6 separate regions of the Mus musculus genome follow, and regions 1, 2, 3, 4 and 6 are each linked to region 5. The links are chromatin loops, found by intact Hi-C in ENCODE. Cell type or tissue: left cerebral cortex. All regions are shown on one strand. Region 1 holds the start of Coa6 (cytochrome c oxidase assembly factor 6). Region 2 holds the start of Tarbp1 (TAR RNA binding protein 1). Region 3 overlaps Slc35f3 (solute carrier family 35, member F3). Region 4 has its middle 8.6 kb from the start of Tarbp1. Region 5 overlaps Slc35f3 (solute carrier family 35, member F3). Region 6 holds the start of Gm31069 (a long non-coding RNA gene).

The links. Hi-C counts contacts between places; a loop is a spot of excess contacts. Peaks named below come from ENCODE experiments on the same cell type or tissue, not always from the same donor. Only the 100,000 strongest peaks of a DNase experiment are listed, where the experiment ranks them.
Region 1: it touches region 5 in a loop (2.2-fold over the local background); 3 of 42 quality-filtered maps call a loop at or near these places.
Region 2: a loop joins it to region 5, with 5 times the contacts of the local background. A loop is called at or near these places in 21 of 42 quality-filtered maps.
Region 3: a loop joins it to region 5, with 8 times the contacts of the local background. A loop is called at or near these places in 20 of 42 quality-filtered maps.
Region 4: it touches region 5 in a loop (4-fold over the local background); 20 of 42 quality-filtered maps call a loop at or near these places.
Region 6: a loop joins it to region 5, with 5 times the contacts of the local background. A loop is called at or near these places in 11 of 42 quality-filtered maps.

Annotation. Positions count from the first base shown.
Region 1 is chr8:126,420,092-126,425,091 of GRCm38, forward strand. It overlaps Coa6 (cytochrome c oxidase assembly factor 6), which reads left to right and starts at 2,410. Exons shown (of 2, transcript NM_174987.4): 1 at 2,410-2,739; 2 at 4,912-5,000. The coding sequence starts at 2,596. It overlaps Gm51604 (a long non-coding RNA gene), which reads right to left and starts at 2,279. Exons shown (of 2, transcript XR_003947620.1): 1 at 2,178-2,279. In left cerebral cortex, CTCF peaks have their summits at 1,614 and 2,310; DNase peaks (open chromatin) are centred at 2,350 and 3,051; H3K4me3 peaks cover 2,076 bases; H3K27ac peaks cover 1,471 bases.
Region 2 is chr8:126,471,826-126,476,825 of GRCm38, forward strand. Tarbp1 (TAR RNA binding protein 1) reads right to left here and starts at 3,240. Exons shown (of 30, transcript NM_001159907.1): 1 at 2,430-3,240. The coding sequence starts at 3,240. It also overlaps the pseudogene Gm6091. In left cerebral cortex, a CTCF peak has its summit at 4,572; DNase peaks (open chromatin) are centred at 2,837, 2,995, 3,251 and 4,605; H3K4me3 peaks cover 2,011 bases; H3K27ac peaks cover 1,294 bases.
Region 3 is chr8:126,380,495-126,385,494 of GRCm38, forward strand. Slc35f3 (solute carrier family 35, member F3) reads left to right here. Exons shown (of 8, transcript NM_001363500.1): 4 at 1,621-1,840. Among named protein-coding and RNA genes, the nearest start is that of Gm51604, 39 kb to the right of the region's middle. In left cerebral cortex, a CTCF peak has its summit at 2,414 (motif pointing left); a DNase peak (open chromatin) is centred at 2,540.
Region 4 is chr8:126,481,142-126,486,141 of GRCm38, forward strand. No RefSeq gene overlaps it. Among named protein-coding and RNA genes, the nearest start is that of Tarbp1, 8.6 kb to the left of the region's middle. In left cerebral cortex, CTCF peaks have their summits at 686 (motif pointing right) and 2,045 (motif pointing left); DNase peaks (open chromatin) are centred at 703 and 2,031.
Region 5 is chr8:126,255,259-126,260,258 of GRCm38, forward strand. All of the region lies in intron 2 of Slc35f3 (solute carrier family 35, member F3), which reads left to right. Among named protein-coding and RNA genes, the nearest start is that of Gm31165, 34 kb to the right of the region's middle. In left cerebral cortex, CTCF peaks have their summits at 1,514 and 3,063 (motif pointing right); DNase peaks (open chromatin) are centred at 1,236, 1,506, 2,200 and 3,060; H3K27ac peaks cover 1,303 bases.
Region 6 is chr8:125,955,066-125,960,065 of GRCm38, forward strand. It overlaps Gm31069 (a long non-coding RNA gene), which reads left to right and starts at 1,886. Exons shown (of 2, transcript XR_388208.3): 1 at 1,886-1,990; 2 at 2,684-2,913. In left cerebral cortex, a CTCF peak has its summit at 790 (motif pointing right); DNase peaks (open chromatin) are centred at 808, 2,854, 3,533 and 4,443; H3K27ac peaks cover 564 bases.

The sequences.
Region 1 (5,000 bases), 160 kb after region 5:
GATAATGTGCACGTGGACTTTGCTGTTGTCCATTCAAACCTCTAGATTCCTTTTTGGTGGTTGAATCTCCTGAGGGGATAAGTCAGGAACCCGACTACAGTACACTCATTTTGGCAGTATGTCTCCTCTCTGCCTCAGTCTCATCACAGACAAGGAAGAACTGTGGCTGCATGAGTGGTATATAGCACTAAACACTGCCCAAGAACAGATATAGTAAACACATTAAAGTCAATAATCATATTTTATATGGTGGTCATAATTATCTTCTTGTAGATCAGCCCCAACAATGATAACCCTTCTTGGGCCTATACTTTTGGCCAGGACTCTCCTGGGCTGACTTTTGGCCAGAAAGAACATATAAGATGGTAAACACATTAAAATTTAGTAATCAAGCTCTCTATAATGGCTGCTATTATCTTTCTGTAGATCAATTACAACAATGATCAACTCTCTTGGGCCAATTACTTATTCTATTAAAACCTGGGCACACACATTCATGCAGAAAAACATAAACAAAACATGTGCATGGCTAAAAAAGTGCTTAGAAAGCAAACGCCCAGGTCTAGGAGCAGAACCCAAAGGCTTCACATTCAGTCTCTGTGTGCCCTTCCTGATCAAATCTCTCCTAGCCCTAGAGACAGTTGTGATAATCTTTGCTGCCCTTTATGGTTTTACTATTTATGTATTTATCCTTAATACTGTAGTGGATATGAGTATCTGCATTTATTGCTGTGGTTACCAGTGAGAATATCGTGAGTATCTGCATATATTGCTGTGGTTACCAGTGAAGATGTCTGTCAATATCTGCATATATTACTGTGGTTACCAGTGAGAATATCAGTATCTGCATATATTGCTATGATTACCAATGAGGAAGTCAGCATCTGCATATATTGCTGTGGTTACCAGTGAGGATGTCTGTCAGTATCTCCATAGATTGCTGTGCTAACCAATGAGGACGTCAGTATTTGCATATACTGCTGTGGTAACCAATGAGGATTCAGTATCTGCATAGACTGCTCATTTTCTCAGCAGTGTTGCATCTGTCTTGTGCACCTTTAGAGAAGGAAAGGGTTTCTATGTCTTACGGTTTGTAGGTATAGTGAATGCCTGCACTGCAACTTGTCTTTTCTGTCCATTTCATGATGCTGTTTGGGTTTGTGTAGATGAGTGGGGCTAAAAAAAAACCTTTTCAAGGCTGCATGCATGTAGTACCCCCATGCATACAAAATAATAAATTTTTAAAAATTAATTTTCAACCCCTAAATCATATTTTCTCATACAGGTCCACCAGAGTTTTGAATAGGACTTTTTTTTTTTTTTAATATATTGGCAAGACACTGGGGAACATACAATGCATAATGTCTAACACCTTCAACAAAGTCTTGGATGGCTCCCATAATCATGTACATTAATCCTTCTACAGCAAACCCTCTTAGTTAAGTGAGACATATAAAGCATTATCACACCATTTTATCCCTCTCCCTCCTCTTCCTCTCTCTTATAAATCAATGAGTTCCAAGGAGTTTGTTATTTCAGAGTTGGGGAGGTTCTGTAACTAGTACAAGTTAACAGTAGCAAGAATACAGGTAGAATTTAATTAGTAAAAGTCGAGAGGAACCTCCTGGAGGAACTATCTGGAATTTGTCTGTAGAAGGATTTTCAGTGCAAATTTAAATTTCTACTAGCACCATCTCTCTAGAAACTGTACACTTTGCTAAACTTCATTTGTTTATAAGAGCCTCACTTTCTTGTCATCTACAGAGCTAAACTTCACTACTGAAATTGCTACTGTTATTTCAGTTTCCAATGAATTCTTGATTATGACGGTCGGGAAGAGATATACAGACAGCTGTGGCTGGCTGCGAACATCACTGCTTTTATTTCCCATTTCATTCATGTCTGCTCTTGATGTACCATTATGCACAGTCATAATTGCAGCCATATCGATAAAATGAGATAAATATACGAGACAGGGTTTCTCTGTGTAGCCCTGGCTGTCCTGGAACTCACTTTGTAGACCAGGCTGGCCTCGAACTCAGAAATCTGCCTGCCTCTGCCCCGCAAGTGCTGGGATTAAAGGCGTGTGCCACCACGCCCGGATACCTTTTTATAACCTGACATTGATAAAAGGCACAGGGAACCTCTAGCATGGCCAACCTCAGCTTCACCCTCACCCAGAGTCGGCGCTCTCCGGCGAGCTATCCCCTTCTCACCACACTCTGAGAACGGAGCTTGGTGCCGGCTCGGCCGCCTCCGCCAATTCCGGGTCCCTCTTCAGCCAATCAGGGCAGCCGCAGCTACAGAGGGCGGTACCAATCAGATATTAGTTTCCGCCCATAGGCCACGCCCCTGGTGCCGGAAATTATCCGCCGGAGAAACGGACTCGGCCGGAAGTCCCGCCCTTCTATTTGCAAACGGAGGCCGGGGCAGGTCAATCGGCGGCGGGTACTTTCGCAGTGAGTTTCCCTGTGCAGTCGGTGGACCTGCGGGGCGACACCGCCGTGCGGGAACCACAGTCCACACCGCTCTCCCACGTAGGCTGAGCCCCGGTCGCATGTTGCGTGGCTTCCCGCGTGACCACTGCAGGCAGGAATGGCAGCCCCTTCCATGAAGGAAAGGCAGGCATGCTGGGGTGCGCGCGACCTGTACTGGCGCTGCCTGGACGACAACGCGGAGGACGCGGCCCGGTGCCAGAAGCTGAGGAGCTCGTTCGAGGCCAGCTGCCCCCAGCAGTGGGTAAGTCCCGCGGGGTGCAACACATCCCTGCGCGCACCCTCACCTTAGGGTGGGTTTTGAGGAGCAAGGTCACGCGTTGGAAGTCACCAGTTAGTTGGTATTACTGGAGAAAATGACAGCGCTACCAGACTCTGGAGAAGGGACCTGGTGGTACAGCGCTGTGACTTCTGCAGGCGTCCATAGCCTTTCTCACAGCTCCTCCCCTAGAGCCTGGTCATATTAAGCAGTCTGGCTCACTCAGTATTAGTTCTTCCCTCTCTTCGCCTTGTCCCAGCCTCTGTCGACTCCTATAAAGACTGAGAGGTGTGTCCAAAGACACTCGTGCATGAGAGGGTGGGGAGGAGATGGAGGATCATGGGAATGTGTTCTGAGAGAGACACTTGGATTCATTCGCTGGGATTTTAAATTCAGCCTTGGGAGGTCTTGCATCCAGATTTATGCCGCGGGAGTCATGCATCAGAGGAGAAACATTTCTCCAGGATGAAGCAGCCTCTGTAGTGGAGGATTCGAACTAAGATCCTGAAGTGTACGTGTACTCTGCTCTACAGCGGTCCTATGAGAAAGATGTGGGCATGTGCTATGCAGGGACAAGAGAACCACAGCTCAGGGTGGCTGGTGCACCCACAGGTTCGGGAGGAGAAACACCCTAAGAGGTGCTGAGTTCTGGACAAGCTGTTGTCAACACCAAAATACTGCTCTCGCTTCAAGGGCTAGTCTGTTTTGTAGCCAAATATGAGTGACTGGCTCAGGAACAGAGTATGAGGTTTTCCCCAGATACCATTTGGCAGAAGTTTTATGCAGTCTTATGGAACAGAACAAACGGTGGAAACAAAAGGTAAGTTTGTTACAGCAAAGGAAGCCTTCTGGTTGGTGGAAGCCAGTGGTCTGTTAAAACATTACAGAAGGTTTCACCTGTCACCAGGGTGTTATGTCAGTCACAGAAGAGGGCAAGGGATTAAGAGAGCTTAAGAGTAGAGAGAGCTAAAGACAGACCTGGCAGCAATCAAACCTCTCCGTAGTCACTCCCGTTCTGATCAATCAGTCCTGTAGAAGGTATGGCTTGTCCCACCCCATTTAAGTTGGGATGGAATGCCTAAATTACCTTTAAATGTAATTGTCTCTTGGGGCATTGATCCTGACAGATGTTACAATAATTTGCCACAAAATGTGAGGGATATCATATGCTTTTTAATCTTATATCCTTTATGCAACACCCATTCTAGTGCAGTTAGTTCAAGATTGACAGACAGACTGAACAGATTTATGAATACCATGTCAAATACAACAGAGGGACAGAGGCCATCAAACCAAAGGGACTTAAGGGGAGGGATGAGGCTTCAGAGGAAGCAGTGTTGTGACAGGCTTAGTGGAGCTGTATACAAACAGTTCCTTACCCACTCTGAACTGGGGTCCTGTTTCCCATGAAGTTAAAGATTGAACATCGTGTTCAGAAACTGTTTGAAACCTACACCTGGGTTGGCAGTCAGGGCTACCTTTGATACTCTGGGCCAGAGGGTGCGCCATTCAAATCTGCCTGTTATGCAAGAGAACACGATTTCTCAGTGAACAAGGCGGGGGGGGGGGGGGGTCCATTAGGGCATACACTGAAGGCTTTTAACAAGAGCAGCATTTTCTAGTCTCACAGTGCACATGTTGGGGGGGAGGGGGTGTCCTGCATTTGTCCTGTCTACAGGTGCTGGGTCAGTATCACACCCCATGAAGAGAGAGGAAGCTGTGAATAAAAACCCCAAATCTTCATAATGTGACTAGTTAGTCATTTGTCTGCCTCCCCAGATGTGTGTGCTTCTAGATAAAACAGAGTTGAGAAAAATGCCAGGGGCAATAACTTATTCGACACACTGAACCTATAGCCAGCAATCATCTGTAAAACTGAAAGTTTCCTGACCTACTAGGCCCCAGTGTGCATAAAACTGTTTCATAAGTTCCCAGGTCGTTTGGACACTAAACAGAAACACTAGTCATGAAGGATAGACTCCTGGTTCTTCAGGCTTCTTAGAAGCTGACTAGACTCCTGACTCAGGATTCCAGAATACAAACTACCATCCTGCTTCAGTATCATTGATAATGAGTAACATGCTACGTTTAAATCTGTGCTTTTGATTCCCTAAGCTGTGTAACTTGCTCTAATGTCAGGCCTTTTTATCTCCATAGATAAAATATTTTGACAAAAGAAGAGACTACTTAAAATTCAAGGAAAAATTTGAAGCAGGAGGATTCCAGTCTTCACAGTCGACTGAAAA
Region 2 (5,000 bases), 220 kb after region 5:
CTTGGGAAACTCAGAAAGAAATTTTAAATTTAATTTTGGTTTGGTTTTTTGTTGTTTGCTTTTTTGGCTACTCTGAGTTTAAAATTTTGTTTCTGTTTATTTGGGCTGAGAGTTTTTAAAGACAAAAATCTCCCAGGATAGCCTAGAAATTACTATATAGTCAAGGATGGCTTTGAACTCCAGAACGTCCTGCCTCCCCTGGGATGACAAGCACGTACCACCATGCCTATCTAACCGTGCTTTGTTTCCTTAAGATTACTGTTGTGGATGCCCAAACTCTACTTTCTTCCCCAAGACTCTACAGTAAAGGACTTCACAGAGGCTAATCCCAACAAAACTGAAACAACAAAAACAAAAATAATGTAGGAACAAACAAAGGAATAAAACTTAAAATTTGAAATTTTAAGCTGACTCTGGGGGAAAAAGAAAGTTTAGTTGACAGGGAAAGCCAAGAAATAATTTGATTTACCTTGAAACACCCCCCTAAAAGGAAAAAATAAACAACCTGAAATCCTAGGCAGCAAGTCTCTGCTTATGACTGGAGGTTATAAGCTGGGCTGAGCCATGGAGGGGTCTGCTCACACACATCAGAACAGGATGCTATGTAAAATGAAAGGGGTTATCCCAAAACAGTCTGAAAACTAAAATCTAAAACTAAAATCTGGTCATAGAAACAAGAAACGCAGAGAAAAGACTGGAAACCAAAGAAATTAACCAGTGAGTGAAGGAAACATCAAAATTCTAGAAAATCTATTGAAGAAGTTTCAATGCTGGCTGGGCTTTGTCGACTCGATACTAGCCAGAGTCACCCAGGAAGAGGAAGCCTCAACTGAGAACGGCCTCTATCTGACTGGCCTGTAGGCAAGCCTCTGGGGGAAATCTCTGACTCATGATTGATGATGGATGGTCCAGCTCTCTGTGGGTGGTGCCAAACCTGGGCAGGTGGTCCTAGATTGTCTAAGAAAGTAGGCTGAGCAAGCCAATAAGCAGCACCCCTCTATCATCTCTGCATCAGTTCCTGTCTCCAGGTTCCTGCTAACTTCTCTCAGTGATGGAGTGTGACCTGAGAGAAGTGTTCTGAAATAAATCCTTTCCTCAACAAGTTTCTTTTGGCCATAGTCTCTATTCCAGCAACAGAAAAAATAACTAAGACAAACAGACAAATGGTAAGTCCCAGAGGTTCCAAGTCAAGAAGAGAGAAGGAAAAAGGAAGCAAGGGAAGAAATAACCACCTGATTACTCAAGAAAACTTCCCCAAATCAAAGCTCATTGACTTCCAGACTGTGTAGGTGCACATGGATAAAAAGGAGGTTCCAGGATGCCAGGGCCCTAAACCCCTGGTACCCTATAGAGAAGTCACAGACTGCCCTTGAGCAGGATCCAGAATTATCTCAACTTCAAAACAACAAGAGTAGCATCTCCAGCTTCTAGATGGATGGATGGAAGCCTTTAAAATGTGGATGGAAATGTCTCCCCCATAGAAGTTGGACCTGAGCAAACTATCACTCAAGCCCTAAAGACAAAACCAAGCTGTTTACAGTCCCAGCTCTGCTTTGAATGCAGGAGGCCCCAAGAGAGCATTCCTGCAGAGACAGGAAAGATGGATCACCCACAAAACCACAAATGTGCAGAGACCATGAGGAAACACAATTCCAAACTTCAGAAAGAAAGCGTCTGAATCCTGAGTTCCAGATTCAGAGAGAGCAAGCGAGAGAGACCCTGGCCCAAAAATAAAATGGAGAATAATCAAGGACAACACCTGTTGACTTTAGGCCTGGGCGCAAGCACACACGATGACTTAAGGGTTATGTTTAGAAAGCACTAACTAACCCTGCTCCTAATATTCCTAAAGGGAATGTCAAGGGATTAATATTTGATTCCGTACCTCGAGTTTCAAACATTAACTTGGGTTACACAGCACCCTTCTTTCAGTTTGATACGGATGTCAACTTTTTTTCTATCAGGATGTAAAGGCGTGGAGCAGGCTTGGTTTTACACAGAGCATGCTACCGCGTGTGCGATATCTTAACCTTCACTGGGTCCACTTTTCCCAAAGTGCAGGAGGAGGCCGGTGTAGGGTACCACATGCAAGTGTCAAATCCGCTCAGGATGAGGTGGACGCCCCTTGAAGGCTGGTTTGAGGTAGCAGAGTGTGGCTGGGGCAAAGAGATAAGTAGGTGCCAGTCTGGAGAGATGGTTCAGGGGTTAAGAGCACTTGATGTTCTTCTAGAGGACTGGAGTTTGACTCCCAACACACACATCAGGTAGTTCACAATTGCCTTTAACTCCAGCTCAAGGGGATTTGATGCCCTCCCAAGCATACGCACGTGATGCACATAAACTTACACAGGCACGCGCGCGCGCGCGCACACACACACACACACACACACACACACACAATTTTGTTTTTTAGAGAGACAAGTGGGTACCTTTTGTGTCCTGGGGGCTGCAGGAGCAGTCCACCGCCAGCTCTGCAGACACCTGTACAGCCCTCTGCAGCAGGTAGCGCGCGCGCTTTCGCGTGAGCCCGTCCTGCGCGCGGCCCAGCCCCGCCTGGACGGTTCTCCAGAAGCGGCCGCAGAGACGGGCGTCGAGATCCCCGTGGCGCTCATGGTTGGTCAGCAGCTTCTCGGCCAGTGCGCTCAGCACCAGCAGTTCTGGCCCAGTGCTGCCCTCAGCTCCCGGTCCCGCGGAGCTCAGCGCGTCCCACGCCGCACGCAGAGCCGGTTCTGCGCTCTGTGCCAGCGCGGGCAGCAGGCGCGCTCCCACGGCCGGCGGCGCGTCCCCGGCCAGCGCCAGCTCCACAGACGCGCGCCCCAGGCGACGCAGCAGCGGGGCATCCTCCGGCGCGCGTAAACACGGCGCCACGGCGGCCAGCAGCTCCACGGCTGGCGCGCTCGGCAGCTCGCGCAGCGCTTCTTCGGCCAGAGTGACTGCCAGCTCCGGTCCTGCCAGGCGCGCGCACGAGCGCAGCGCCGCACTCGCCGCTCGGAGCACGCGGGGCCTCGCAGGCCCTCCGCCCTGGGACGCGTGCAGTAAGGGCACCAGGTGGTCCCTGGCCACCTCGTGTGCCGCCTTGGCCAGCGCGCCGGCGCCCGCGCCGCGCTCCTCCAGCCGCTGCAGCACCAGGCGCAGGGTCTCCGCCCGCTCCGCACTCGCCTCCCCGCCGCACAGCGCGCCCAGCAACTCGCCGGGCTCCCGACTCTGCGTTAGAAGCGCGTCCGCCAACACCCGCTCCATTTCGCGGGGAGTAGACCTGTGCGCGTGCGCCGGCCACCCTAAGCGCGAGTGCGCGTGCGCGGCGAGAGGTTCCCACCCACACATACCCTGCCCGGCATAGGACCGCATAAGGTTCCTTCAACTTTGTTGGGAGTGTGATGCCTCCTGCCACTCACAGTTTTTAGTAAAAAGAGTTGCTGCAGACATAGTATTACACCAGTTCCGAAGTTCCCGATTGGAAATAGGCCTAGGGCCTAAATTTTCTAGCTGGCCCTAAATTCACATAGATATCCTGCAATCCCCCCAGATGGCTGCTTTTTAAAAGGGTGCATGTTAAGAGTTACCACAAAGTCTCTAAAACAATGGATCACAAATGAAATCTGGATTTATGTTTTGAAAATAAGTTATGAGAGCTGAGAAGATTGGTCAGTAGGAAAAGGGCATGTTATGAAAGCATGAACATCTGAGTTAGGATCCCATGGAGAGGTAACTACCATCCTGCGTGGTGGAGACACATCTCCCCGCCGCCCCCCCCCTCCCCGACTCCCCCGAGTCGCTGATGAGCCAGTATGGCTGAGATCAGTTCCAGGTCCAGTGAGAGAGCCTGACTCTTTTTTTTTTTTCATTAGTAGTAAACTTTAATATTGTTCACTTTGCACAAGAAAAGTGGCTCACTAAGAGCTGGGGTTCTGAGGAGAGAATGTTTAGGCATAAATGGGGGAGCTGTGAGAGGCCTGGAGCCTTGGTGAGGGTGGGGCTCTGAGACTGAAACCCAGCCACCAACAAGGAAGAAACTAGCCCCACCAGTGTCACAATGGTGGACAGCTCTGTCCTCACCTTTGGCTGAACGCGGGACCCCTAGCCACCAGGCAGGGTCTGGGCTCCAGCCTGCATTGAGGCATCTTGGCAATCAAGAAGGGAACTGAAAACGGCTTCAGCGAGTGGACGATGGATGAGCCCGTTCAAGGCACAGTGTCCATTAGGAATGATAGGCCCGCGCTCCCCCTGCTCTCTGAGAGTCCAACCTGGGTAGGAGCTGGCAGGCCCCAGGTCCCCTCAGTTGGCAGAGTTGTATTGTAGGACTTGCTGAGAGGCAAAGAGCTTCTTGACAGCCAAGGCCTCTCCCGGCTGCCCCAGCACCAGACAGTTCTCTTTGTTGTCTGACCCAGCAGCCTGGGCTGAAGACTTCTTAAAGTAGCACAGGCGGCACACGGAGTGATACTTGTCGGCTCCGCCAATCACCTCCACCTCTTTCTCCAGACCCAGCCTCTTCGTGTAGGCAGCTTCTCGGAAGCACTCCATGCACACAGCGGTGAGCTTCACCACACTCTCCGCCAGGGGCACCAGGTTCAAGATGCTGCCGAAAGCCTTCCTCTGGAAGGTCCCATCCAGTGCTGCCACAATTACTGTCTTGCCCTCGTTGGCCATCATTTCACAGAAATCCACAATGTCAGGAAAAAACTGCCCCTCATCGATGCCAATGACGGCCACACTCAAGGACTCCTGGGTCACATCGCGGAGCATGCAGGCTGGCAATGCGTCAATGGTGTTCCGATCATGTGTGGAGAAGCTGTTGCTATAGCGCGTGTCTTTGGCATACTTGATGACCAGGCACTTGTACTGGGCGATCTGGAAGCGCCGGACTCTTCTCATCAGCTCCGTGCTTTTCCCTGAGAACATGGGCCCGAAAATCACCTGAATCTGCCCCCGGGTCTTGCTGGGGGAGCTGGGCAGCACGGTGGGTAGATTGATGTAGCTCATGGCAGCTGTGCAAACTTTAG
Region 3 (5,000 bases), 130 kb after region 5:
CTGCTCTGCCTCTTTCACTGACTGTGAAAGAAAGGCAGGCTTTGCTTTGCTTAAACATTTTTAAAATACCAGTGAACTCTCCTTGGAAAATCTGGAATTGTCTGAAAGGTTTCTTCTGAAGTGTGTTCTGCCTGGTGCCATCTTGTAAGAACCTGATCTCCTGGATGCACTAGCTGCTTCTCTTCTGGGCAGGCTTAGGGAAGGGGAGACATGAATGTTCACATGATAGTGTAAAGAAGGGAGAGTGAGGCGGTGATGGCGCACACCTTTAATCCCAGCACTTGGGAGGCAGAGGCAGGCAGATTGCTGAGTTCAAGGCCAACCTGGTCTACAAAGTGAGTTCCAGGAGAGCCAGGGCTACACAGAGAAACCCTGTCTTGAAAAAAAACAAACAAATGAAGGGAGAAGATTTGCAGGTAGTTCAAACTATTTGTATTATAGCCAGAATGTATTCGTGTGCTCAAAAACTGCTCATCCAATGGCTGGAAAGATGGCTCTGTAGTCATAAACATTTGCTGCATTTGCAAAAGACCCATGCTCAGTTCCCAGCATCCATATAAAGCAGCTTGCAACTGCCTATAATTCTAGCTTCTGGGGAATCTGACACCCTTTTCTGGCCTCCATGGGCACTTGCACAAAATCCACACAGGCATGCATAAGCACGCGCACATGCACACACAGAGTCAAATAAGTCTTTCTACAGTGCTTATCTCTGCCTAACCACGAAGGAAAACTACCCATTCTTATTCACCACCTTCCCCATCAGAAAAGACAAATAAAAAATGCTCTAGCCCACACAGGGGTGCTCCAGCCTCTACACATTGTGACTTGATATCCTCACCCACAATGCTCGCCTTTGAAAACCACACCGTCAAGCTGCAGGATGGATCTCAGTGTCAAAGTAAGTTTACAACCCTCTTGTTGAGCCTTCGACCCATGAGTCATGGGTCAGATGCTCCAGCCAGTGACTTTCATCTTCCACTTGAAAGTTACTGAACCCCACAGTCAGCTCCTATGGACTTGAGTCTTCCGGTCAGATAATCCTGGCACACCTGCCATGAAAGCTGCCACTCCATGGAGTAAGCAGAAGGAACAACAGCCGGTGACATCATGCCACAGTGTGGGGCTGCTCACCGTCACCTCTCACTGCAGCTCCTGGGGACCAACCATCCCCTCTGGCCTCTGCGGGCCCAATAACACAAATATGCATCGATAGATAATAAAAATAATAGCAACTAAGAGACCTAGTCCTTTTTTGTTTTGTTTCCCCCACTTTGAGGCAGGAGCTCACGTATACCAAGTTGGCTTCAAACTTGCTGTATGTTAAGGATGATTTTGAATCTCCAATCCCTCCCTCCACCTCCCAAATGCTGGAATTACAGGGTTGTGCCTGCAGGGCTGGGGATGGAAACGAGGACTTCTTGCATGCTAGGCAAAAACGTTCCACCAAATGAACCACATTCCCCTCCCTGTTAATTTTTCTTTTGCTTATTAGCTGAGTAGAAGGTAAGTCATGGTTTGTATGAACCCAAGATGATAACTAACTAACTCTCTCTCTCTCTCTCTCTCTCCCCTCCCCTCTGCTCCCCTCCCCCTCCCCCTCCCCTCCCCTCATTTTAGGGAATGCTGTCGGTTCTTTGGAGACAATGGCTTGACTCTGAAAGTGTTCTTTACCAAGGCAGCACCTTTTGGTGTTCTTTGGACTCTCACAAACTACCTGTACTTACACGCAATAAAGAAGATAAACGCCACAGACGTCTCCGTCCTGTTCTGCTGCAACAAATCATTTGTTTTCTTGCTGTCGTGGATTGTTCTCAGGGACAGATTCATGGGAGTGAGGGTAAGTTCTCCATTAACTGTCTTGCCCCTCTCTGTCGTGCCCAAACCCCGCCCTGCAAGCAGCAGCTGCTGACCGAGGTCCTGATCCTCAGAAGGGTGCGGTTCTTGCTATGGCTTTCAGGCCTCCTTGCTTGCTACCCACGCTAGAGAAGCATTTGTGAGAGCAACTTTCATCCCCGACATTTCCACGAGCATCCCCTAAAGCTCGTACCAAGCAGGGAATCAACCTGGTTTATGTGTCTGGGAGAGGCTCGGGGCCTTGCCTGAACCATGTAGCCAGAAATGCCAGTGCTAAATTAGAGCTGAGAGCTGGGGCAGGGCAGTGGGGTGGGGATTTCACTTCAAACTGTTGATCAAGGGCAAATGCGATGGCATTCCATGAATGGCCAGAATTTTGCCAGAGAAAATTGCATAGTTGATTGAGAGCTAGCCAGATTTCATGACAGCTGTGTGCAGCATGGTAAGTGCAATGCAAAGTCCCAGCAGGAACATGGAAATGCCTAACCCAAGGAGAGGAAATGGGTGCCATTGGTCAAGGACAGAATCTTGGTGGCTCTCTACCTGCTCCCTCTGGTGGTGAGGGGCTGCCTCTGCTGTTCTTCTCCTTGCCACAGAGTAGGCCAGAACACTGGTCACTTAGAGCACAGCTGATCATCTCCTCCTTCCTTCCTGAAGCTCAGGGCCCGGTGCTGGGTAGCCTCACTCGAGCTAACCTTGCTGGCAACCATCAAGAGGCAGACTCCGGGTCCTCTGCTTCTGTCCTTGCTTCACTGTCCTGAGACGAATGACATCACCTTTAGGGTGGGCTTACGCCCACCTGAGTTATACAAACAGCAGTGGGGACGTGAGTCAACTGCTGGTTCATATTTTTAGCTTACAGCAGGGGGAGAGTTTGTTTTGAGGCTCAGTGTTAATTTTGGAATAAAAACTCACGCCCCAGGCTGCCACCCAGAAAAGCCTTCAGTAAATCAATGATCTAATATGTGTCTGGAGGGGCTGCAGGTGCTTCACACAGACTCAGAGCTAAAGACTTGGGTGTGCCGGGGTCACTAATCCATGGTTATGCCTTTGCAGGCTTTACTTAGGGGTCAAAGAATCAAGAGACTCCATAGAGCTTTGGGGCATGATGCAGATGTCCCGAGCAATTTTTTTTGTTATGGGAAAGAGATGCTTCAAGGTCAATGGCACAGAAACAGAAAGAGATGTGGGTGAGAGTAAACTTGAGCTATTCAGCCGACTTGCAGAACACAGTGTGGTTGAGATCTGTGCTCGTTTGTTGTTTGTGGGTAGGAGACTTTCCTATACCCTTCTACTGGGATATAGCCTGGCAATGCTAGCCTCTGTTTAACGTGCTCTCTACTGACCCCTGCACACTACAGGTTTGTGTTAGGCTTTCGGTACTCAGTGGGTGCTGTAGGGAGAAGCTACAGGGCCGCATGGATGACAGGATGTTGTAATATGCATACACTGTGCAGGCAGGCATGCTCTCCTTTTAGAAGTGCATGGCCGGTCACTGAAGAACTTCCCACTGTAGGCTACAGGATCAATACAAAGCTCAGAAAGCTCATGGAATCCATGAGGCAAAATGAGAGACAGCTGGCGGCCACTCAAGTCCTTGTCAGGGATGGGCAGTTCCTGCTTCTAGGGAATTATCAAAGTCTTACTAGTTACTGTAGCTTCCAGCCTGGGGGTTGGGTGATCAATGCCAGCTTCATAGACGTGAAGGATAGGACCAAGGCTCCTCCTTGTGGAGGAGAAGACTTGCAAGAAGCGGGGTTATGGGGCAGCAGGGGCAGCAAATAAGACTTGTGTGGTTAAAATAATTGCTTCAGTCACCCAGTTACAGCTTATTGAAGATGGGAAGGGGCATCCGCAGTTCTAGTGACCTAGGTGGTGGACAGGTCCAAAATGTAAGGAAACATATCTTCTAATACTCTGGAGACCCTGGTCACTTCTGGTGTCACCAGGTGGTTGCTGCTGAGGTGTCTGTTTAAACATAGCTCTGCCGGTCCCCAACTCTGCTTACAATTAATTCTGTGAGTCCTGGGACAAAGGTTCTCACATGGTAGCCAAATGCTCAGACTGGGAGCCAGTGACAAGGCTGTGCATCCATGAGCAGAACCAATGTTGGAACTGTAGCTTGCCTAGACTTTAAAGTGGCCAGAGAAGAGAGGCTATCATCTGGTGCCCTGGATTGGGACGTTGTATCAAGAACCTGTGAATCCACAGGACAAACTTGACAGATGTGAGGAGAATCCAGTGTCGCACAGAAAATAGGCAGGGGATGCTTTCACACGGAATCCAGAACCCTCCAGTGTCTCAGTGTATGGAACATAAAGCCAGCGGATATCTTCCATACCACACTTGGCCTCCTTGAACTCTCAGGCTAGATGAGGACCCGGGCTCTGATCTTCTGACTGAAGGATCTTGAAAGCAAGATGGGAAAGCATCCACACACTTTGGAAGGCAACCTCACCTTCCAAAGGGCCTCCTACTAAAGCCTCAGAGAGCAGGGATCACACAGATCCACAGACCTCAAGACCAGTGCTAGGACCCCAGGAAGTCACTGTCTCTGGTACTTCCTGCCTGAGTGAACACACAGGGCTGAGCTGTCTGTCTCCACAGCTGAGGGCAGCCTCGCCTGCTCTTGTCTGGCTCCTCTAGTCTATCCCTGAATCTCTGCACAGCCCAGTTGAGATGGAAGCTCTTAACTGTTGATTGTTAACTGGTAATGAAGAACATGGGAGAGGCTGGAATCTGCCTTGCAAGTCTTCAGGAAAAAATAACCCAGTCTCCTTTGTTACTTCAGATGTCAGTCCACATACTTTCAGAATTATCATAAATCTGTCTCTTCTTCTCTTCTCTTCTCTTCTCTTCTCTTCTCTTCTCTTCTCTTCTCTTCTCTTCTCTTCTCTCCTCTCCTCTCCTCTCCTCTCCTCTCCTCTCCTCTCCTCTCCTCTCCTCTCCTCTCCTCTCCTCTCCTCTCCTCTCCTCTCCTCTCTCTCTCTCTCTCTCTCTTCTCTCCCTCTCCCTTTCTCCCTCCCTCCCTCTCCATTTCTCCCTCTCCATCCCTCTCCCTCCCTCTCTTTCTCCCTCTCTCTCCCTCTCCCCCCCCACCTTCCTTCTCTCCCTTCCTCTGGGTTTCCTTCATACCAGGATGC
Region 4 (5,000 bases), 230 kb after region 5:
AAATTACCCAGGGGTTCCAACAGCTGGCATTTTGACTATCAGCCCCCAAATTCAAACATCATAGGAAGTGATTGTTAGATTTTTAGGAATATCAATATGCCCGAGTGCCTGTATGTATGGTCTCTGTGACCCAGATGTCTATCATCTAGCACATGATAATTATTTTCTTGCATGAAGGAATGAAAAATGTATGGTTGAGACACAGCTTATGTGTTTTTTTAAGAGTTGGGTCTGTGGGCCGGTGAGACGGCTCAGCAGGTAAAAGCTGTAGCCTCATAAACTTGAGGAGCTGTGTTCATCCTTAGAACTCACTGGCAGCTGGGCCAGATTTACCTATAGCTGTCAGGGAGGGGAAGGTGGAGTGGTAGAGTCAAATGAGGAAGGGAGTTACGGGGTGTTATGGGCCTTTCTGTCCTCATCATTCCATGGGGGAGGTCTGGGTCTGATCTTGTGGATCACTGTCGAGTCGGCCTCAGCTGCTTCTGATGAAGATGATGATGTCGAAGCACAGCACGGACTAAGTTGGTCTGAGAGGCGCATGGAACTGAAGGGGCACTGGAAAATATTTTTTTTAATGTGTACATCTGGGGTGCATGTGTGTTCAGGAATGCAGGGCACTTGTACAATCTAAAACAAGATCAGAAGGAAAGAAAAATCTGTTTAGAAGCTAGAGTTTCACTGGACAGAAGGTGGCGCTGTTGACAATGGAGTCCTGTCCCAAGCTTTCCACCTAAATGCTCAGTCACAGTTGGAAAGATTGACAGTAGCAATCACACCAGACGTCTGCAGCTGGAGGCTGCAACTGCTTCCTTCTAGATTCTAAGAAGGGTAGGGGAGCTTAGAAATCTTCTGGGATTGGTTTCTCCAGGCCTCCCTCCCTAGAAGTCACAAGGGCAACATATACTGGGATGTGCCCACACACAATACACACACACCTCACACACCACACACACATGCACACACTCACACACTACACAATACACACCACACACATACACATACCACACCACACACACACTCACACACCCCCACACCCTACATACTACTCTCTTCCCATATCACCACACCCCCACATGCTCACACACACTGCACACACACACTCACCCCCCACACACCACACACACACACACACATACCACACACACACTCACACACACACACACACATGCACACTCATACACACCACACACACACCACATACACACACTCAGCATCTATCTCTGTGGAGAACCCTGGTAAATAACAATAGTTCCAAGAGTCTTCAGTGCTGAAAAGTCCATTCACTAGATGCCATGAAGTAAAAAGAGAAAACCATCTTTGGCAAAAATGTCATGAAGTTCAGTTTAAAAATACCGGGTTTTTCAATTAGTCATCTGTGGTCCTTCTAACCATGGTCAGTTTTCTCTTATCAGCTAATAACTGCTTCCTTTTCCCCTCCCTTCCCCTCCCCTTCTATTCCCTCCCTTCTCCTCTCCTCTCCTCTCCTCTCCTCTCCTCTCCTCTCTCCTCTCCCCTATTTCTCCTTCTCTTCCTCCTCTTCTTCCCCTATCCTGCCACCTTCTGCGACAGTGTTCCATGCGGCCCAGGCTGTCCTGAAACTCTGTAACTGAGCATGACCTTGAACCTCCGATCACCATTCCTCCAGCTCCTGAGTGCTGGCTGGGGTCACAGGTGTTCACCACCAGGAGCCACATTGGAGATGGTGCTTCTGAAGAAGCGGGGGAAACCCATTTTGCAAGCCTATTTTGTTAGCTAAATGGACCAGTTCAATAGTTAACTTTTCTATATGAAGCAGTTGATCAAGGCAAATTTACTCTGCATGGCCCTGTTTCTGTGCACCTAAATTGTGATAGACAGGCAGTTCCACCTACAACCCCTTCCCTTCCCTTACCCTGTGCCAGCACCTTCCTAGCCTTGGGGAAAAGATGGGCACCTTTGGAATGGGAGAGAGGTACGTGGCCCTTAACTCAAGCCCAGGGTGCCCTAGTTGCATATCTTTTCAGTGCAAAGATGTGATTGAGCAGCACCACCTAGAGGCTGCCTTGGAAATGACCGCTTCCCCACGAGCCTGCTCTATGAAGACCACAGGACTGGAGAAAGGACAGACTCGATGGATATGAGAACCGGAGTTTCAATAGTAGCACAAACATAACAAAATTAGATATGGCATTGTCCACTTGTAACCCTGTTCCTCTGTGGGTGGAGACAGGAGGATCACTGGGGCTTGCTGGCTGCCAGACTAACAACTCCAGCTTCAGCAAGAGACTGTCTCAGTAGTGTCAGAGCAAGACATCTGCCTCCCTCCTGTGACCTCTGTGCATGTGCACACACATATACCTACACACACACACACAATCCACACAAATATATATGCACACAGAAACATTGAAGACCACTCTCCCTCGAGTCCCCCCTCCCCCAGTGCACACAAAGCTCTACCTCCTGACCAGTTCTGATAGCACCCAAAAAGTTCTGAGCATCTCATCCATTGAGAGACCCCGTCACAGCAGGGGTCTCTAGAAGTGTGTGGAATTGGAAGGAGGTGGTCTGAATGAAAGCTTTAAAGGGCAGTGGGTAGGAAGAGAATCTTAAGAACCCATTCAAGTCTTTTTGCAAGGAAGAGCCTAGTGCCTGGAGGGAAATGTGGAGGTACACGCATGCTTGATCTTGTTTGCTCTCAGTGAAAATCCATAATCAGCATGAGTACTCTCTGGGCAATTTATTTTTATGCCTTGAAGCAGACCGCGTGGGAAATATTAACATCCTGGTGAATGAGCAGGGCCAGGCTGTTCAGCACCTACACACAGCTCTCTAATGAGAGGGGTTCATCAGGAGGCCCTGGGGTTGTTTTTTGTAGGACTAACTGATGGTTTCAGCTGGACCACCTTCCAGCAGCACGGTGTGGGGTCTTAGCACTTCTCAGACTCACAGGTTGGGAATGGTATGGATGTCAGGAAAGATGAAGTAATGTGAGCCTTGGTGCCCTAGAGGGGTGGTTTGAGAAAGAATGGCTCTCATAGGCTCATGTTTGACTGCTTAAGGAATGGCACTATTGGGAGGCGTGGTCTTGTTGGAGAAAGTATGTTTTGGGGTTTCATATGCCCAAGCTAAGTCCATTGCTGTTGCTCTTCCTGCTTTCTGCAGATCCAGCTGTAGAATGCTTGGCTCCTTCTCCAGCACCATGTCTGCCTACATACTACCATGCTTCCCTCAATGATGACAATGGACTAAACCTGTGAACCTGTAAGGCAGCCCCAATGACATGTTTTCCTTTGTAAGAGTAGCTGTGGTCATGGTGTCTCTTCACAGCCATAGACACCCTCACTAGGACACCTAGCAAGTGCCTGGGGACCTGTGACATGCTAGGCACTGTGTTGGAGCAGTTGCTGTCCCAGACACTGTTCTCTCTCTCTGCAAGTCTACCATGCAAGCCTACAGACTACAAAAGCCTGTGTTAACCTACAGACAATGACAGAAGCCTATCCCTCATCAGTCTAGAGTCCTGAGTCAAAGCAGAAACAAACTATATGGAGATTGGAGAGATGGCTCAGTCAGTGAAGCCAGCCTTGCATACCTAGTAGTCTACAGGCCAGTGAAAGAACCTGTCTTCAAAAAACAAATCAAATGTGTATGTGTGTGCACACGGGTGTGTGTGCATGTGCATGTGTGTGTGTGTGTGTGTGTATCTAAATGTATATATACTATATTTGGAATATATAGTATATATAGTGTTATATAGTACACATATATAGTATATATTACACATATACATATATAGTATTATATATTACATATATAGCATTATATATTACACATACACATACACATGTACATATACTGTAGTGGCTATTCCTGGTTGTCAAATCGACTATATCTGGAATGAACTACAATCCAGAATTGGAAGGCTCGCCAGTGATCCTAATCTGGAGGCTGGGAGATACAAGTTTCTGACCTGGATCTCAGCATGGAGATCTTGAGGCACAGTGGCTATGAATCCCAGAAGATTAAGAAAGGGAGATCTCTGAGTTCAAGTTCATCTGGGAGAAAGCAAGTCCCAGGTCCAGGCATGGTGGCACACAACTTTAATTTGGTCCACACCTTCTGCTGGAGACCTACATAAGGACATTGGAAGAAGAAAGATTCACTCTTTCTTTTTTGCCTGCTTGCCTTGTGGGACTGAGCAACTGCTAGATCCTTTGACTTCCATTCACACTGCTGCTGACCATTGTTGGGGAGCTAGATTACAGACTGTAAGTCATCAACAAATTCCCTTACTATAGAGAGACTACTCATAAGTTCTGTGATTCTAGAGTACCCTGACTAATACATACACATATACATATACATAATCTGGAGTATATAATATATATTCTCTATATATGGAGTTTGTATGTATATAGAATGGAGTATATGTATATATACATATATTTAATATATATGGAGTATTATAGATCCATTAACAATGGAATTGTGCCGTTTACCAGGAAATGGGGGTGGGAGGGGGCTAGAGGTCATGTTGTGATATGAAATAGGTCAGACTCAGAAAGCCTTATTTCCTTCCTCACATGGGAGAATCTAGAAAGATAGACAGAGAAATGAAAGGCAGGAATAGCTCACTAGAAGCTGGGCTATTGGAGGAAAGGAAGGAGATTCGGGGGAACAGAATAAATAAGGGTCTTAGTGGGTTGAATAGGACCAAACCACATCACACACATGCACAGAGATGTCACAGCCAAACCTAGCTCATCTCTGCTGTGTGTCTTCACCACTGCCTACTGATGTGACAAGACCCCACCCACCACTACAATAGCTCTTATAAAGGAAAAAGCACTTACCTGGGGCTTGCTTACAGTTTATAGGTTTAGTTCATTGTCATGTCTTACACGCGTTCTCGCGACCGGCCAGGAAAGACGCAACAAACCGGAATCTTCTGCGGCAAAACTTTATTGCTTACATCTTCAGGAGCCAGAGAGCAAGAGAGAGCAAGAGAGAGCAAGAAA
Region 5 (5,000 bases):
GCTACGGAGCTTGAAGCCTTGGAGCACAGTGTTGTGACAAAGTGGAGAGGAAAGACCAGTTTTCCAAAGGGAAGATAGATTGCTCCCAAATCCAGAAGTGGGTAATTAGTAGGACAATCCCTTGGATCTCATAACCCAACTGATAGGGAATGGGAGAGACATATAGGAACACTTTCATATTCTGTATTTTAAATACACACTTGTTCTCCATATTGGCATAAAGAACCAGTTCACACACATTATTCCTAGCTCAGCACTCACACGCTACTAATGATGTTAGTTTCCAGTTAACCCCTTCCACCCCAAGTGCCCCTGGAGGACCTGCTGCAAGTGTCCACAGCAGAAACTGGTGAGTCAGCCTTTAAAGAAGTCACTGAGCCCAGACAGCTGCAGAGCAGAGAGTGAGAGAGATAGTAAGGACATCACAAGGCAGGGATGGTGGCGTTTTGGTTTCAGCAGAATGTCACGCACACAGGGCTGCAGACTTTAAAGTCAGGGTTTGCCCTAGCAAGCCAGGCTCAGCCACCTGCCTTGAATAAGCCAATTTTAAAAGCTAAATTAGTAAAGTGAAGCAGAAAAGATTTAGTCAATGTGATCACACTGGAAGTAGCATCAGTCCTGCTTAAGGTGTGGCCCCCAACATTGTTGCCTGGGCTCTAGTTCTTCCTGTAAGACAGTCTGTTGTCTATCTCTTTCCAGGTCCCCGTGGTACTTTAACAGTCCAGACAGCCAGAGTCAAGGACACGAGTCTCTTCAGAACATGCTCTTTCCTCCCAAGCAAGCCAGCTACAATAACAGGATGCCCAGTGAACATTTACTATTGTTAAGAATTGGATGAGTTTGCCTTTTAAAGACAAATAAATCGATGGCAACAGAAAATGAATGGTAACATTCTTTTATACCTTCCTTAGGATCAAAATGCCGGACAAAATTTGTGACCCTTGGTCTCACCCCCAGCTGACAGAACTGTGACCCAGAAGTGCCTTTCACCACATATGCCTAATACCCCAGACGCAATACTCTGCTTCTAGCTACTTGGCCTGAGCACAAAATACTAACAAGATCTAGAATCTCAGCACAAAGTTGAGCCACCTTATAGAATGTTCCTCTGGTCCACTGTAGTCAGTTCCTATAACAGAGCAGCACAGCTCCTTAACGTGGGAAGGCTCTTGAATTACGTGGAGAATTTAGTTTAAGCTCACTTATATAATAGGTAGGGTTAGCCCTGTGGGTGATGGTGGTGGGGTTTCAGAACACTCACTGGCAACCTACACAGAAAGCTTAAAGGCATAGATGATCTACTGTTGTGTGTTATTAACAGAGAAAAGAAAAAAAAAATCCTGGATTTTTTTCCAGAGGCAGGGCTAGATGTGACTTTGGGAATTTAGCTCTCGTTTGGTGTTTATGTGGACTTGTTTGTGCACAATAGAAAGGGTCTTTTGCACCTGGATATAATAGCCAGGGATGCAGAGGTACCAACATGAGCCCTGTGCGCCCTTTGCTGGTTTTACAAAGTAATGACAAGCCAACCCTCGGGAGACCAGGATTTAAAAGCTGCGAGCAGGAACTGATAGGAATAGCTTCTCCAGGACTCTTATTTTGCTAACTGAAGAAATGCATAATGGGGTTTGTCACCCGTGACAACTGTAGGGCATGTAGGAAGAGGCTGACAACGCCCCTCCTTTTAAGCCCCTGTAGAGATCAATGTGTATGGGGAGGGGATTTGGGGGTGAGGAGCTTGGAGTGGCAAGGCCGCATTTTCATAGCACTTAAGACCATTCAAGGTCCTTGCCATGGCTTTTGTGGATTAATCTGTGTCTAGTGCTATGTGTCTTTGTAATAAGAAACAAGACCCAAGCATGCTCCTTTCTCTCCCATGTTAATCAAGTCAGAATTCATCCTTAAGCCAGAGAATCCCAAAGGAACCTCAAACCCAGTTCCCCTCGATTACACTTGAGGGTTGCAGCCAATGTTTAACTATGACTGAGGAGTTTATAATTGGCATTCTGTGGCTGTCTGTATGGTGCTCCCAGTCCCTCAGAGGTCCCATGAACTTAGGATAATTACCATGTGTAAACCCCTCAGCCCAATGACAGAACGGTGACCCCATCATCAAACTAAAGCTCTTGCATTGGGGCTGGGACGTGGAGGGATTGGATAGAGCCGGTCCATCTGGAGAGGCGGCCTGCCTGCCTGCCTTTCCAGGAAATTTCCTCTGTGGGCGAAGCTCTGCAGACACTCCCAGCTGGCAGCGAGGAGCCCAAGGTCTGTGAGGTATTTTAAGAACCTTGGAAAGTGTCACCAAGGGACACGGGGTTTCTTTTGTGCATTGTCCTCTCATGGAAAAAGAATTTTAAGAACTGATACAGAAGGGAACTCGAGGACAGCAATTTTGAACGGGGGAAAAAAAAGAGAACACAGGTGGAGGCTGGGAGGAGGGAGGGGGGAAGTTACACTTTCTGAGTTCCAGCTCCTGAACGTGGCAGGTTCAGAACAGGGCATCTGTGCTGAGAGTCTCTAGGGCAGGCGAGGTTCACTCACGAAGGGAGCCGAGAGGGGCAGATGAGGTGCACTCGGGAAGGGGGCATTGCTCCGCCTGCTTCCGGTCCTGTTTCTCATCACCTCTCAGCCCTAGGTTGGTCTTGTCAGGTGTCTTAGTTTGCTTGCTGAGAAAAGACCCAATAAGAGCAAGTTAAGGAAGGAGGGTTTCTCTAGGCTCACTCTTGGAGGGATACCATCCATTGTGACAGAAGGATGTGGCAGCAGAGGTGACAGACAGCAGTCAGGAAGCAGAGAGACATGAAGGCCTCCGCTCAGCTCACCTCCTCCTCCCAGACCCTCCGCCCATGGAATGGCACCCCGACATCTAAAGGCAGTAGAGTAGCCTCTCCTCAGATTCGTGCACGTTCATCCCTGGAGGTGATGTCCTATGCAGAGAGAGCTACTGCTATTTTCAGAAGCAAAACCGAACTACCAGTGCGGAACAAGAGACTTAACTAAGGTTTGGGTCTGAGTGTGGAGTTGGCAAGAGGAAGTTTCATCACTCCTGTTCACAGGCACCAGGTGGCGCTGACTGCACGTCTTCGCAGCCCGGCTTCCTCGGGTTGCTAAGCAGCGGTCGGGAGGGGCGTGGTCCTTTGGAGCCCCCGACGCGCATTTGGGGCTTTTGTTTGTTGCTGTTTATAAAGGGAAACTTTAAAGGGCAATCCTGTCATGTTGGTATAAAAGCGGAGCTGAGATGTGAGTGGCTAAAGTGCCCCACAAGGATGAGGACGTGAGCTCCAATCCCCAATTCCCTCAACTCAAGTAGTAGTGTCTGCAATACCTGGCCTTGCCTCTTCCTTGAATCATGAACCAGAATAAATCTTTCTTCCCTTAAGCTCCTTGTCATATACTGGGTCACAGAGATAAGAAAAGTAGCTGATAGAACAGTCATAATGATATTATCATTGGTAAATGGGAGTTGGGATCCATTGTGCATGATATAAAAGTAAGGTTTAACCTCTGCTCATAAAGTCTTCAAAGTCAGGGGGGTGTGCTACCAGGAAGCCATGGCTGTTCATGTCCTTCTGGGAATAACAGTAACAAGTCAGCTGCCATGTGTAGGGCATCTGCTGAGACCTAGGAATGTGTATGATATGTTTGCCCAGAACTTTGTGCGTGGTGCACATGCACTGTGCCCCTCCCTTGCCAAGGACCACGGCACACTTACATTCCAGAAGATGAAAAGCTGTGCTCAGAGCAGTCAGGTCATCCTGCACAGCTGCAGCCACATTCACGAAGCAGTGCAAGAGACCACACCTGGCTAGGCAGGTGTCCTGGGTCTCAGTTTGCCAATGCAGGAGGAGCTTGAAGCCTGGTCCCCCGGCCCCCCCACCCCACCCCACCCCCGTCTCCTTCCCCTCTGCCAGAGTCACGGCTGTGTGTGAGTGAACCCCACACCCAGCTGTAAACTCAGTCTTGCTTACATTCTCTACATTGATCCTCCTTAAGATCCATAATCAGGAATCGGTTACTTAAGCATTTACTTGGAGCTTACTAAATCCAATCAGTTTGCATATCTGAAAATCTTGTTTTTACATTGCTTAAGGTAGTCTCAAGCAACTTCCTGGGATTCTTTCTACCTGCCAAGCAGGAAATGCTGAATTTTTAAAAAAACATTAATTATTTAAACTTTTTTAGTTAATTTCTATGATTTTGAGACAGAATCTCACTCTGTAGCCTGAGCTGGCCTTGAACTCATAGCAAAACCTCCTGTGTTAGCCTTCCAAGCACTGGGATTGCAATGAGTCTCCGTGCCAGGCTAAAGATGGAAACTACTGAGTTTGGACCATTATTCCTTAGTGGGGGGAAAATAATTTTTTATCTTGATATCCCCATCAAGTGTGAGGATTTAAGACGACTTTCTTGGTGAAGGACAAGTGACAGTATATTGCTGGAGAGATCCGAATCTACCAGCTGCTTAGTAGAGCTTAGCGATGATGAGACATATTAACTATGGGAGCCTAATGCGACTTTCCTCCAAAAGTAATTAGCCTGGTGCATGTTGACTAAAGCATTCTTGTGTTCCAGTGGCTACCCAGGGACCTGTGCATACACGAGATGTCCTCTTTGTCCTCCATAAGCCTGCATGTCCCATGTCATGCTCAGTAGAATGAAGATAGTCTTAGATATTAAGATAAATGGCTGTGTCAATAATAAAGTAATAACTTGGAGATTTTGGCTTTGGTACCATCGATCCTGCTGGAAGGACTGGATCTTTGCTGTGTCATGGACCCTATGTTTCATTTCCGGCTTCTCTACTCAGCTTGCACCGCCCTAGTCAAGACCTCCTCCTCCCACCCATTCTCCTCTGGCTCCACCCACACCAGGGGTAGGGGTAGAGGTAGGGGTGGGGGTGGAGGTAGGTAGGAATAGGGGTAGGGAGGGGTAGGGTTGGGTAGGGTAGGGATAGGGTTCTACATGTGGTGGGTTAGGGTTAGGAAGCTCATCTTCACCTG
Region 6 (5,000 bases), 300 kb before region 5:
GGGCGTGTCTGTATCGCATACCTACCACCAAATGCTCTCAGATCCTTGTGGGAGAGGGGAGAGGGAAGACTGTGAGAGTCGGAGGTGTCGGGCGACTATGTGAAACAGTATCTTTTGGACCTGATAGGATTGTTGTGCACCCGAGTTCACAGCCGGGACTGCACGTGCAAGACTTACACAACATCAAGCCAGTCGAAACCCCAGTGTGCTTCATAAAACCCTACCCCTGTGAAGAGCTGTTGGCAACTGGTGGCTTTTGGGGGAGAGTGGGTCGGGTTTCTTTGGAGATTCTGCCTCTTGTAGGTTACCCAAGCCCCGGCAGGTGACTCTGCATTGTGCCCATATTAACAGCGCCACGTGGTTTACGAGTTCAAACCCTATGCATGTTGGTACCTCAATCTGCCGCTTAGCAGAGCCCAGCAGACCCTGGCACACCACAATGTCCCCCCCCACACACACACCAATACTGTGGGGTGAGATCCCACAGATCCTGGTGGCTGTTCTGTGTTGTGCTAAGAGGGCATTTCATTTCTTGGGCGAGAACAACCAGAAAGACCAAATGTGGTCTCTACTGAAAACTGTCCGTGTGAATGGCGGGCTGTATTTCGCAGCCAGCGCAGTGAGACCTTTACGGGGGCTCTTTGGGATTATCGCTGCCCACTGACATTGGGCACAGTGAAAGGAAAAGGAACCAGAGCAAACCAGGAACACGGGAGCAAAGCAGGGAGACAGACATAAAAAACCATGGTGGTCAGACTTGGTATTTCTCCAGAGACACCACACGGGGGCGCTCTAAACCTGGATACTCTACCAACCCCAGACTTCAGTTTGAGGCTTAGAGGCTTAATTTGCTGTGTGTCCTTTAGAGACAGGGTCCTAATAACCAAGTACAAAGCGGCGACATAGAAAAGATGAACAAAAACTCATCGATTCAGGGACTCAGATGGTCACTGGCTGTGGCTCAGTGCGATCTGAAGGCACTATTTGGGGGTATTTTGTAGATCTGTGGGGTCTACTAGGCAAAGATAGATGATGGTTTCTATTTCTATCTAGATTGAGCTGAGCTGGTGACAATGGTGGCATCTCACTTGTGAGCTTGCTTTTGTGGGGACAACTGGGATGACAGGGCATGAGTTGACCTTGCTTTGAGGGCTGTTTGGTGACAACAGGTCATTTCTTTCTTTCTTTCCACCAATTATTGTTCTTACAGCTTTTCCCCCATGGGTTCTGGGTAACCATATCCAGGTTCCCAGGCTTGTGAGAGAACCGCTTTACTAGTTAAACCACCTCCCCCATCCCTGGGGCGGAACGTCTTATTTATGCCATTCATTGGGCTTTACCAAAGACACAACCCAGCTCCCTCTTGGGTTGGTTGCCATATTGAATCAATGGTCAATTTCCAGATTTCTATATATTCTCCAAAATTCTTCCTCAATGATATACATAAGCACCTTCAAAGAACAAGGAGAATGAGTCCTGGCAGGAAAGCACACATCCACTGTTTGAGGTGTGCACACATGTGTGTAAGAATACCCTTGGAGAGCACACCCTAACACCTGCCCTGACCAGGCCGCATGTGCTTCTGGGAAAATCACAGTAACTCGAGTTGTCCCCCACCCAGTGACACCTGCTTAACTGTTTTCAGATTTTTAAATCCAGGTGACATGTTGGGAAATCTGGAGTTTCTGTGAGGCAAGCAAGATATTCCCTGTCCCTGCTTGGTGTCTATGGACACACTGTAAAATTCTTCACCGCTGCCTGAGAAAATGACCCCAGGGAGCTCCTGGTGATTCGACCAGGGATGCTGGGCAGAGGGTTCCCGGCAAGAATGCAGAGAGCCTCTTTTACCCCTGCCCTCCTTTGCCTCTTGCTTGTGCGAGCTGTTGGCATCCCCCACTGCCACGGGAGCCCAGCCTCTTCAGCTTTCCAGCAGGACTGAAGGCTAGCAGCTCTCTGGGAATCCTCCAGGCCTTCAGTAAGATTGTGACTGGTAAGTCGGCTCGCCTCCCGGTTGTCAGTTACAGTTAGATTGTCCTCCCTGTATCCCGTAAGCCAATCTAATAAATTTAGTATATACTCTGTCTGTTGGTCCTGTCTCTCACCATGATGAGTAAACAAAGAATATTTTGTTATCAGAGACTCAGGACATCCTAGGACATCGTGGTTGGACTCTGGACACATGGTCCAGAGTGTCTTTAATGATGTCATAGGAACTCAAATCAAACCTACTTTTTTTTTTCTAGGTCGTACTAAGGCTTGGGTTAAGCAGAAGGAGAAAAAAGGAAATGGGCATAAATTTCAGAGAGCCTCTGAAGCCCATATCGATTCAGAGCCTGGGACTCAAACGAGTGGATCAATGTGTTCTTGTTGTCAAAGGTGCCAAGTCCTATTTTCTGCCCTGCTGAGATCCACAGGACGAGCGGTCTGACTAAGTGAGCCCGTGCAGCTCTAATGGCTCTCTGATGAGCTCTCACGCTGTGGTCTGACTTGCAAAAAAAAAAAAATTACCAATATTTTTAGGCCCTGAAGGAAAAGTCCAGCTGCCCTGGCTCTTTAATGATGGTGTAATAAAATTTTTCTGACAGTCACAGCAGACTTTATTAGGGGAAAATTTAAGTGGTGACTGCCCTGAGAGGCATTTTCTACTCAAAATTGCTTAGCGTCCTTCTGTTCCTTCCCGCAGCCATAACTGGCATTCCACACAGGAAAGGAAGAATTTGTTCCAGTCACCTCTGGTTGGCTTGTGAGGACCAACAGTTGAACATGGAAATGACGTCAGCTGACTGCGCTGGATGAGCAATAAGCAAGACTTAGTTATTCAGGCTGAAAGGAGAGTGTGAAACGAAGATGATGCAGTGGTTTGCGCACCTCATTCCTTTCCTTAAATGTTCATTAAATGAGGTTACAAAAGCATCCTTATCTGGTTATTGAAAAGGTTATTTCAGAAACTAGGATCATGCTTCAACTCTGATACCAGAGGGGCCTTTGAAGAGGATTAGAGAACTCAAGGTGAGGGGGGAGAGTTTCAAGACAGACATTCTGTGAATGGGGCCCTTGAGCAGGTGCTAGACCCCTTCTGAGAACTGCATGGGGCTGGCCTGTTTGCAGAGCACTCATGAGCTCTGTGAACACCTCAGGGGGAGGGGGTGAACAGAGAAGGAGCCGCTCTTTTTCCTTTGCAAATGTAACAAAATATCCCCAACAAAATATCCCCATTCTTTAGAGTTTTTAGATTTATTTTTGTTTCCAATTATGAGAGAGAGAGAGAGAGAGAGAGAGAGAGAGAGAGAGAGAGAGAGAGCATCAGATCCCCTAGAGCTGGGGTTACAGGCAGCTGCAAGCCCACCAGTGTGGGTGCCAGGAACGGAAGGCTGGGAAGTGTTCGTTTTTAGTGACTGAACCGCCTCTCTAGCTTCCATGTTCTTAACACACATAAAGTAATAATTCTTTAGTATCAAGCACACACAGGGGCAGAGCTTAACACTCTCAGAAATGCCGCCTTCCCCTGTTGGCTTGCTTGAGTCTAGATCCCAACAATTTCCTGTTTCTTAGTCTATGCCATATGTTTCTTTAGAAATATTTTTTTCCATTTCCCCTTTCATTATACAGGGCTACTCAAGGCCATTTCATGAGTGTGTAGTACATTTTGAGCATAATCACTGTACCCCATTGCCCCCCACACCACCTCTGCCCATCACCCACTCTGCTGTTCCTCAGCTTCACATGCCACAGGCACACATACAATTTTATGAATCTGTGATGTCTTGGGTCCACAATGCTTTTGTGCTTTCGCCTTTTTCTCCTCTTTCTCCTCCTCCTCCTCTTCTTCGACTTCTCCTCCTCCTTCTCTTCCTCCTCCTCCTCTTCTTCCTCTTATTCTTCCTCTTCCTCTCCTCCTCCTCCTTTCTTCCTCTTCCTTATTTCTTGCTTTCTCTTCTTCTTCCTCTTCTTCTCTTCCACCTCCTTCCTTCCTTTCTTTCTTTCTTCTTTCTTTCTTTCTTTCTTCCTTCCTTCCTTTCTCTCTCTCTCTTCTTCCCCTCCTTCTTTCTTCCTCTTCTTTCTTGCTTTCTCTTCCTCTTCTCCTTCTCCTCCTCCTTCTCCCTTTTCCTCCTCCTCCTCCTCCTTCTTTTCGGCAAGGTCTAATCTCAAATTCAAGCCCCTCTTGCCTGTTTCTCTCCAGTGCTGCGATTACAGGTATGTGTCACCACGCCTGCACCAGCTTAAAAAAAAAAAAAAAAAAAAAAAAGCAGTAGCAGCAACCATCTGGTTTGGCAGTTCTGGGCCAGAGCTGTCAGAGCTGTCAACCAGAGGACACAGCATTTACTCCAAGCATACACTTCCATGACGGTACCAGTTGGTTCTCCCACAGGGTTTCCCAGTGACTCATGAGCATCTGTAGACGTGGGATGTTTCTTTCTGCCCTTCTGTTTCCTGTGAATCCTTTACAGTGTGCCTGTCAAGGTGGCCACAGTGAGGGGAGACAAGGATAAGTCATTGCATCTGCTCTCAACAAGCAAGGTCTTTTCCTGGGAGGACCAGGTGGTCATCTCTAGATAACCATGTGGTGCCAGATTCTCACACCCGAGGCAGGCAGCTCATTCTCTTCCCTGGAACACATGAGCAGCAGATGGCCGTGCACTTCCCAAGGATGGATCCCACAGCTTTTCCTCAGTCAGTCCCCAGCATGAATCTAGATGGAAAAGCAGTTTGGGATAGCTTGGCAGAGTTGCAGCTGTCTCTGGCCAGGCAGCAAGGCTTCCTGACAGAGACCGTGGACCCTGATCTTAACCTTAACACAGTGAGGTTCCAGGAAGAGCACAGCAGCCTCTTGTAGCTTATCTGCAGAACCTGGAGTTCTAATAAATCAGCGTGGGGAAAGAGGCACTGCTGGTTTATCCAGGATGGAAGCTTCTGGTTCTTTACACAGAAGACAAAATGAAAGAATTTTAAAACGGAACAGCTCTTTAGTGTAGTAAAATACAAGAAAATACAATCGTGAA